Linked DNA regions of Homo sapiens: region 2 is linked to region 1. Evidence: read pairs that join two places in POLR2A ChIA-PET (ENCODE). Cell type or tissue: HepG2. All regions are shown on one strand.

The links. ChIA-PET counts read pairs that join two places held together with the same protein. Peaks named below come from ENCODE experiments on the same cell type or tissue, not always from the same donor. Only the 100,000 strongest peaks of a DNase experiment are listed, where the experiment ranks them.
Region 2: POLR2A ChIA-PET joins it to region 1 with 6 read pairs; 1 of 35 experiments calls an interaction of 5 or more read pairs at or near these places.

What each region holds. Positions count from the first base shown.
Region 1 is chr2:151,993,957-151,997,956 of GRCh38, reverse strand. All of the region lies in intron 2 of CACNB4 (calcium voltage-gated channel auxiliary subunit beta 4), which reads left to right. Among named protein-coding and RNA genes, the nearest start is that of CACNB4, 100 kb to the left of the region's middle. In HepG2, no CTCF peak of the experiment used is centred here; a DNase peak (open chromatin) is centred at 1,996; H3K4me3 peaks cover 959 bases.
Region 2 is chr2:151,848,276-151,852,275 of GRCh38, reverse strand. The region is part of intron 12 of CACNB4 (calcium voltage-gated channel auxiliary subunit beta 4); the gene reads left to right. Among named protein-coding and RNA genes, the nearest start is that of ARL5A, 22 kb to the right of the region's middle. In HepG2, no CTCF peak of the experiment used is centred here; DNase peaks (open chromatin) are centred at 315 and 2,455.

The DNA of each region.
Region 1 (4,000 bases):
AGTAATGAGGCTGAAAAACATTGAGAAATATTCTGAAATGATGGCTCCCACGAAAGTGAAAAAGATAGTATCATGTATTAAAAAGGGATTAATTTAGGAATTTGACTGTGGTTGGGTTTAGGACATACTTGTTTCCTGAGGTTGCTGCAACAAAGTACTACAAAGCCGGTGGTGTAAAATAGCACACATTTATTTTCTCACAGTTGTAGGGGTCAGAAGTTGGAAATCAAGGTGTCAGCAGGGTTGCCTTCCTTGGAAGGCTCTGGGGGAGAATTTCGTTCCTTGACCTTCCAGCGTCTGGTGGCCGTTAGCATTCCGTGACTTCTTGGCTCATGGTTACATCACTCCAATCTCAGCATTCATCTTCATGTCACCTTGTCCTCTGTGTCTTCTCCCCTTTGTCCCCTTCGTCTCTTTTTTTTTGAGACAGAGTCTCACTCTGTCTCCCAGGCTGGAGTGCAGTGGCGCGATCTCAGCTCACTGCAAGCTCTGCCTCCTGGGTTCACGCCATTCTCCTGCCTCAGCCTCCTGAGCAGCTGGGACTAGAGGCGCCCGCCACCACGCCTGCCTAATTTTTTGTATTTTTAGTAGAGACGGGGTTTCACCGTGTTGGCCAGGATGGTCTCGATCTCCTGACCTCGTGATCCGCCTGCCTCAGCCTCCCAAAGTGCTGGGATTACAGGCGTGAGCCACTGCGCCTGGCCCCCTTTGTCTCTTATAAGGACACTTGCCATTGGATTTAGGACCCATTCAAGTAATCCAGGATGATCTCATTGCAACATCCTTAACTTAAATTTGCAAAGACCCTTTTTCCAAATGAGGTCACATTTAGAGGTTCCAGGGATTTGAATGCAGATGTATCTTTTGGTGTGGGGTCATCACTCAGCTCACTACAGGGTGTATTTATTTACTTAACATTTTCATAGTGAAATGAAAAAACCCCTTGGCCCTTATACCCTGTGATGTATATTTATACAACCATTGGAACACCTCATCCCTAGGGACTAGGTTTGTGTTATTTTTTTTCTTAAACACCAACAGGTAACAGCTGCCAGTTTGAAAGCAGGAGCTTCTCTTGAGCCTTTCCTGTGTCTGTCTGTGATGACATTTCTGTGACTCCATCTCTGCCTCCTTTTCTTTAGTTTCCTGGGCAAGACACTAGGATTTTAGAAACTGGTATTCAAAAGGGAGGAAATCAAGTGACAGAAAATAAGAAAAATATTCTGAGGTTTCTGCCTTCTTTAATCATGGAAAGGAATGGCAGGTTTACTCAGCCCAGATTGGAAAGAAAGGTAAAAACCTTGGGACAGGAGGGGATATTGGGCTATTTATTTTTGAGTCACTCACATTCTTCAGTTTGAAAATGGAAAAAACTGAAAGCCAGAAGGATTATGTAAGGTCACTTGGCAAGTTGTGGGCTGACATAGCATTAAGACTAAGAGCTTCTGAGTTCTCTATTCTTTTTTTTTTTTTTTTTTAAGAGACAGGGTCTTGCTCTGTTGCCCAGGCTGGAGTGCAGCAGCGTGATCACAGCTCACTGCAGCCCCGATGAGTTCTCTGTTCTGAGCTTCTGAATCACAGTGACTCTTGAGGGGGTCTCACTCTATTAATCTTTGGTTGTCTAAGCAGTATATGAGGGTCTTGACACTCACAGCCAAATGAGCACACAGGAGAGGTTAAGCCTTGACTTTGCTGTGTTTGATCTTCATTCAATAAATGAGTAAAAGAAATGAATGCTGTGGTTGTATTCAACTTGTTTCCAAGCTAGCCAGTAGTGAGAAGCCTGTAAGCAAATGGATTTTTAAAATTTCATACTAGTATCTATTACGGGCAATACCGTTCTTGAATCCAAGTGAATTGTCTGAAGGATTACCATGTCTGGTGCTGGTGTTTGTAGACTTATATAGGAAAAATAACAACAAACAGAAGCCAGCCTTTCTTCTTCATAAGGACTTGCTCCGACCATTCATCTAAAAGTAGATTTTCTCTTTGCAGACTTTGAACTGCTTTGAACTTGTTTGCAAGGTCAGCCCTCCACTAGTTCAGGAGAATGAAAGCTATTTGGAGAGCTGGAGTAAATATTGAAGTAAACCAGCCCAAAGAGCAGTTTGCCTTGTCTCAGGAGAAGTTGATAGCTTTACCAGGTACTGGTAGGTAGTTTCCCAACATAGGGCCCAACTGCCAGGCAATGTTGGTAGGCTCTGCAGACTTCTAAATGACAGACTTTATTTTATTTTATTTTATTTTTGAGACGGAGTCTCGCTTTGTCACCCAGGCTGGGGTGCAGTGGCGTGATCTTGGCTCACTGCAAGCTCCACCTTCTGGGTTCACGCCACTCTCCTGCCTCAGCCTCCCGAGTAGCTGGGACTACAGGTGCCCGCCACCATGCCAGGCTAATTGTTTTTGCATTTTTAGTAGAGACGGGGTTTCACTGTGTTAGCCAGGATGGTACAGACTTTAATAAAGCATGTCTGTTAAGTGATATTATGCTTTGAATCATTTTGTGTATGAACTTACTTCCTTATTTTTTTGGCTAATGCCTATTAAATCTAATGTATTCTGCTTCTTTTTGTGCTAAGCACATGACTGAAAGGCTGTGAGCCATAAATCTTACACTCAAAAAATTCACATGATGTTTTCTCATTTTACCTTGTAATGACTTTGGCCTTGTGGTTTATTGTTATGGCCTGGGAGTGTTTTTGAGGTACATTTTTATTTTTGTCATATAAAGTACCCAAAACACTCCTGGTGTGTGTCTAAGGGATAGCCTTGGGCGGGGGGAGGGGGCAGTTACTTTGGCATTTATGCTTGCAACCTTTTTGGCACTTATATTTGCCAACTGAGTAGGCCAGTAATAATTTGGAATATGTCTTGTTGAGCATATACTTCTGAGAGATGTAAAAACCAAAGTTTCTGCAAATTTATTTAATTCCTTGTTTGATCAGCATCAAACTGGACCTCAAGTTTAAATTTAATTTCTATTTTCACTTGGGAACAAAAATTATTGCAAGAATTGACAAGGCAGCTAGATATGGTGGCTCACACTTGTGATCTCAGTACTTTGGGAGGCTGAGGCAGAAGGATCACTTGAGGCCAGGAGTTCAAGACCAGCATGGGCAAGACTCTGTCTCTAAAGAAAAAAAGAAAGAAAGAAAAGAAAAATGCATTTGCAAGGCTAATAGAAATCAGGAGGCTAAAAGGAAAACCTGGCCTAAATGATGTATCTCCTAGATGTAGGTGGGGCAGGCAGTCATATTTGCTTAAGGAGCCTATGAGGCAGCCTGTAGAAAAGGGACAGGCGCCTCTAATCCCAGCTCCTTGGGAAGCTGAGGCACGAGAATTGCTTGAACCCAGGAGGTGGAGGTTGCAGTGAGCCAAGATTGTACCACTGCACTCCAGCCTGGGCGACAGAGTGAGACTGTGCCTCAAAAAAAAAAGGGGGGACCCTTTTGGCTGGGAATGGTGGCTCACGCCTGTAATCTCAGCACTTTGGGAGGCCAAGGTGGGCAGATCACTTGAGGCCAGGAGTTTGAGACCAGCCCGGCAACATGCTGAAACCCCGTCTCTACTAAAAATACAAAATGAGCTGGGTGTGGTGGCACACGCCTTTAATCCCAGCTACTTGGGAGGCTGAGGCAGAAGAATCGCTTTGTAAAGCATGATCATGCCACTGCACTCCAGCCTGGGCGACAGAGTGAGACAGTGTCTGAAAAAAAAAGAAAAGGGACCCTTTTTTTCTGGATTCCAGACAGGAAAATTTAATCCTCGGTGGTGTTTTTTTTTAAGAAACAGAGTCTTTCTCTCTTACTTAGGCTGGAGTGTAGTGATTCCAGCATAGCTCACTGCAGCCTCAAACTCCTGGGCTAAAGCAATTCTCCTACCTCAGCCTCCCAAGTAGCTGAGACTACAGGCACACACCACCATACTCAGCTAATTTTTAAATTTTTTGTAGAGATAGGGTCTTGCCATGTTATCCAGGCTGGTCTCAAACTCCTGGGCT
Region 2 (4,000 bases), 150 kb after region 1:
ACAGTGTGCTAGATGCTTTACATAGATTATCTCTAATCTTCACAGTTACCTGGTGAGATAGGCCATATTATCTCCATTTTATAGTTTAGGCAACTGAAAACAGAGACATTAAACGATTTCCCTAAGGTGACATAGCAAATTAGGATTCAATCTATTCTAGATCTATCTGGCTCCAAAGACAATTTCCTACCCCCTAACCCATCCACCCATACACACATGTACCTGGTTACCTACCCTGAAGATAATTTGATAGCTTGGAGCATGGCGTGCTCTGTTAAGTTTCACTTCACGCTGCCTGTTAGTGAAGCCCAATTACACAGTGGAATGTATGATTAAGGCACTGAACAGACAGAGGAATGTATTGCCCAGCCCTGACCTTCTAATGTTTCACAGTTGAAGGAAGATAATCTTTGTTGTCTAGCTATCAAAAGCCGGGAACTATGTTATTATTTCCAATTTTTGGAACAATCTTATAAGGATAGTTATATCAGTTTGGTCTTCTGGGAAGCAGACACCTAAATGGAATTACAAATGCAAGAGATTTATTGGAGAAATTTTATCTTTATGAAAATAAGTTTATTAACATTTATTCTAATAATTACTAGAGAAAATTCTTGTGTCCTATTAAATTTGAGGGATTTTAGCTGCTGAGAGGGTTGATCATTGAGTAGTTGTACATATAATATGGTTTGTTACATCTGAAATAGCTGGAATCAAGAAAAGATATTTGCATCTGTAAAAGCAACTAATATACTGAGCTACCTTAGGACTTGTACCCAGGTCAGAGATTTCAAACAGCTCCATGACTGGAAAGACAGCCTTGCCTTACCATTATCTCAGTAGGATAAACACTTTATCTTTTTATATAATTGGTAAGATAACCTGGAATTTTAAACAGGCAGTCTGGATGGATAAGGTTACCTTGTACTTAGCATTTTCTAAACACTGTTTACTTTATTAAACATGTTCAATTGATACTGCACAGATGTAGTAATGCTGAGGAGGAATAGTATCCTCTATTTTGGCATGTGTGAAGAAATCTTTGGATTATAAAAACCAGTAGTAACCTTAAAATGTGTCTGCATTTGCCCCTGCTTTACTTCAAGACCATAATTATAATTGTCATCCAAAGATTGGTGATCACTGTGTCATTTTAATTCCTTTAGGAGAATTTGCGACTTACTTAATTGGCCACCATATCTCCAGTATGAAAAGTCAGCAAATTACATTGGCAGAGTATCACATTGCTAAGAAATGAAAGGCAACAGTTTTTGGAAAGGGAAGCCTATAGGAGCTCTGAAAAAAGTTAACGCTGTAGCCAGAATTAATCCTAGATCCAGGGACTGTTGAAGCAAAAGGGGACCTTAAAGAGCACCCAATATAGTATTTCCTAGACTATATTATTTATAATATGGGTCCTATGTGATATCAGTAAGTGTTATGGGAAAATAATCCTGATACCAAAAATGTTTGAGAAAACACTTAGGTGAACAAAGGTAGTCTGGTTTCTTTACTACAGAACCCTGAATATGCCAATGTGTATTTTATATCTCCAATAGGACAAATAGTGTGCACAGCTTCCCCTAAAATTGTGACTGCAGATCTGCTTTTCCATTGAGCATCCTATGGGTCCAGTGGAACATGTCTAGGGAAAGACTTAGTCCAATCTCCTCATTTTACAAATGATGGAACTGAGACCAAGAGAACTGGCTTTTCAAAGGTTGTATGCCTGGGCCAAAGTCAGCTTAAGATCTCTTTCTCCTAGTCTAGCAAGACTAGATGATGAATGGCAACAGGTCAGTTATATATTCTCCTGGAAAGAAAAGTATGGGTTTTGGCCAGGTGCAGTAGCTCATGCCTGTAATCCTAGCACTTTGGGAGGCCAAGGCGGGTGGATCATGAGGTCAGGAGTTTGAGACCAGCCTGACCAACATGGTGAATCCCCGTCTCTACTAAAAATACAAAAATTAGCCAGGTGTGGTGGTGCGCACCTGTAATCCCAGCTACTCAGGAGGTTGAGGCAGAATTGCTTGAACCTGGGAGGTGGAGGTTGCAGTGAGCTGAGACCATGCCACTGCACTCCAGCCTGGGTGACAGAGCAAGACTCTGTCTCAAAAAAAAAAAAAAAAAAAAAGAAAGAAAGAAAGAAAGAAAAGAAAAAGAAAAGATAAGTATGTATTTCATGGGTAAGGATTTTTCTAGGAGAGAGATCGGTGAACTTTTTAAGTAAAGGGCCAGATAGTAATATCTTAGGCTTTGTGGGCTATATAGACTCCTTTGCAAAACTACTCATCTCTGCTCTCGAGCAGGAAAGCAAACATAGACAGTGTGTAAACAAATGGGTGTAGCTGTGTTCCAATCAAACTTCGTAGAGGCATGAGACAGGCCTGATTTAGCTGGCAAACTGAACTTGCCCCCTTGTTCTGGGACCAAGCTATGGTTATCTATTACTCTGCAATAAAATAATCCCCAAAACTCAGTCACTTCAAACAATGGCCACTTGTAGTATTCAGCTGGCGGCTGACCTGGTACCTTAGCAGAAATGGCTGAAGGCTGGGCTCAGCCAGCTCTTTTTGAATACAGGCTCTTACGTGGCAGCTCCCAGGCTCCATGAGCAAAGATTCCAATCTTTTACAGCCTGGGCATAGATACCAGACCACATCATTTCCACAGCATTCTGTTTATCAAAATACTCACAAAGAGCTGGGTGCATGGTGAGTGCCTGTAGTCCCAGCTACTCAGGAGGTTGAAACAGGAAGGTGGCTTGAGCCTAGGAGTTCAAGGCTGCACTGAGCTGTGATTGTGCCACTGCCCTTTAACCTGGGAGACATACTGAGACCTTGTCTCTAAAAGGAAATTTTTAAAAATTAGCTGGGCATAGTCCTAGCTCCTTGGTAGGCTGAGGTGAGAGAATTGCTTGAACCCAGGAGTTTGGAGCTGCAGTGAGCCAGGATTATGCCACTGCACTCTACCCGACAGAGTGAGACATTGTCTCTTAAAAGAAAAAAAAATCACAGAGGCTGCCTAAATTCAAGGAGAGGGGATATAACTCTTCATCTCCATGAGGGAATGTCAAGGAATTTGTGACCATTTAAAATCTGTCATAGACAGTAAGATGAGTGGGGAAAATGGGCTACTGGATAGTTCTACTTTGGAAGAGGAAGGACTTTCCTCTCGTTGCCCATTCGGAATTCACAGAAGAAAAGATGGGATGCAGACAAAAGGGGACCTAGGGGAACAGGACCTGCAAACCCATCTCATTTTTTTTTTAATATGACCAGCCTGATTTTGTATTGCCATTATACATCTATACACTACATTTTTTTATTTCTTTTTGCTTCTACCAAGTATTGATATTCTTTTTCTCTTCAGATAAGTTGAAAATAGTATGTTTTTTAAGAAGGCCAAGTGTAAACTTCCCCAGTACTATGGTAATAAGAAGAAAAGCTGAGAGACAGACAATTGAACATATAAATGAAATGTAATCCTTTAATCCTACTTAGTTACAATCTGGCTTGTGTTACCCAAAGCTGACCCTGTGGCTGTTTGAGCTGTGTAATGTTTTTTTGTGTGTAAAATGACATTGATCACTCCTTCTGGGAGAGGGGAACTCATCTCCTCAGTAGAGTCTTGCAAACCTCTAATGTTACAGTAACCATGGTCACTCTGTTCTGTCGCCCTTTATTTTCCACTGCTGAATGGACTCAGATTTATCCTATGAAACACAAGAATTCTGGAGCGAATGATAGTGCCCAGTTATCCTTGATCATATTGCTCTCACAGTAGTAATTTTCCACTGCCCTCTTCCAGTCATTTTATTTGAATTATTTAGAATCGTGTGGATTTACCTGTCTATTTGAAGTGCTCTCCTCATTGGTGCATTCATTATTCACAGCCCCTGGATGTCCACAGTTTAATTCCTAACATTGCTTTTGAAAAGGGGGGTAATCAATTTCAGATGTTTGCTTCATGAAATAAGACCACATGGGATCCAATTTCT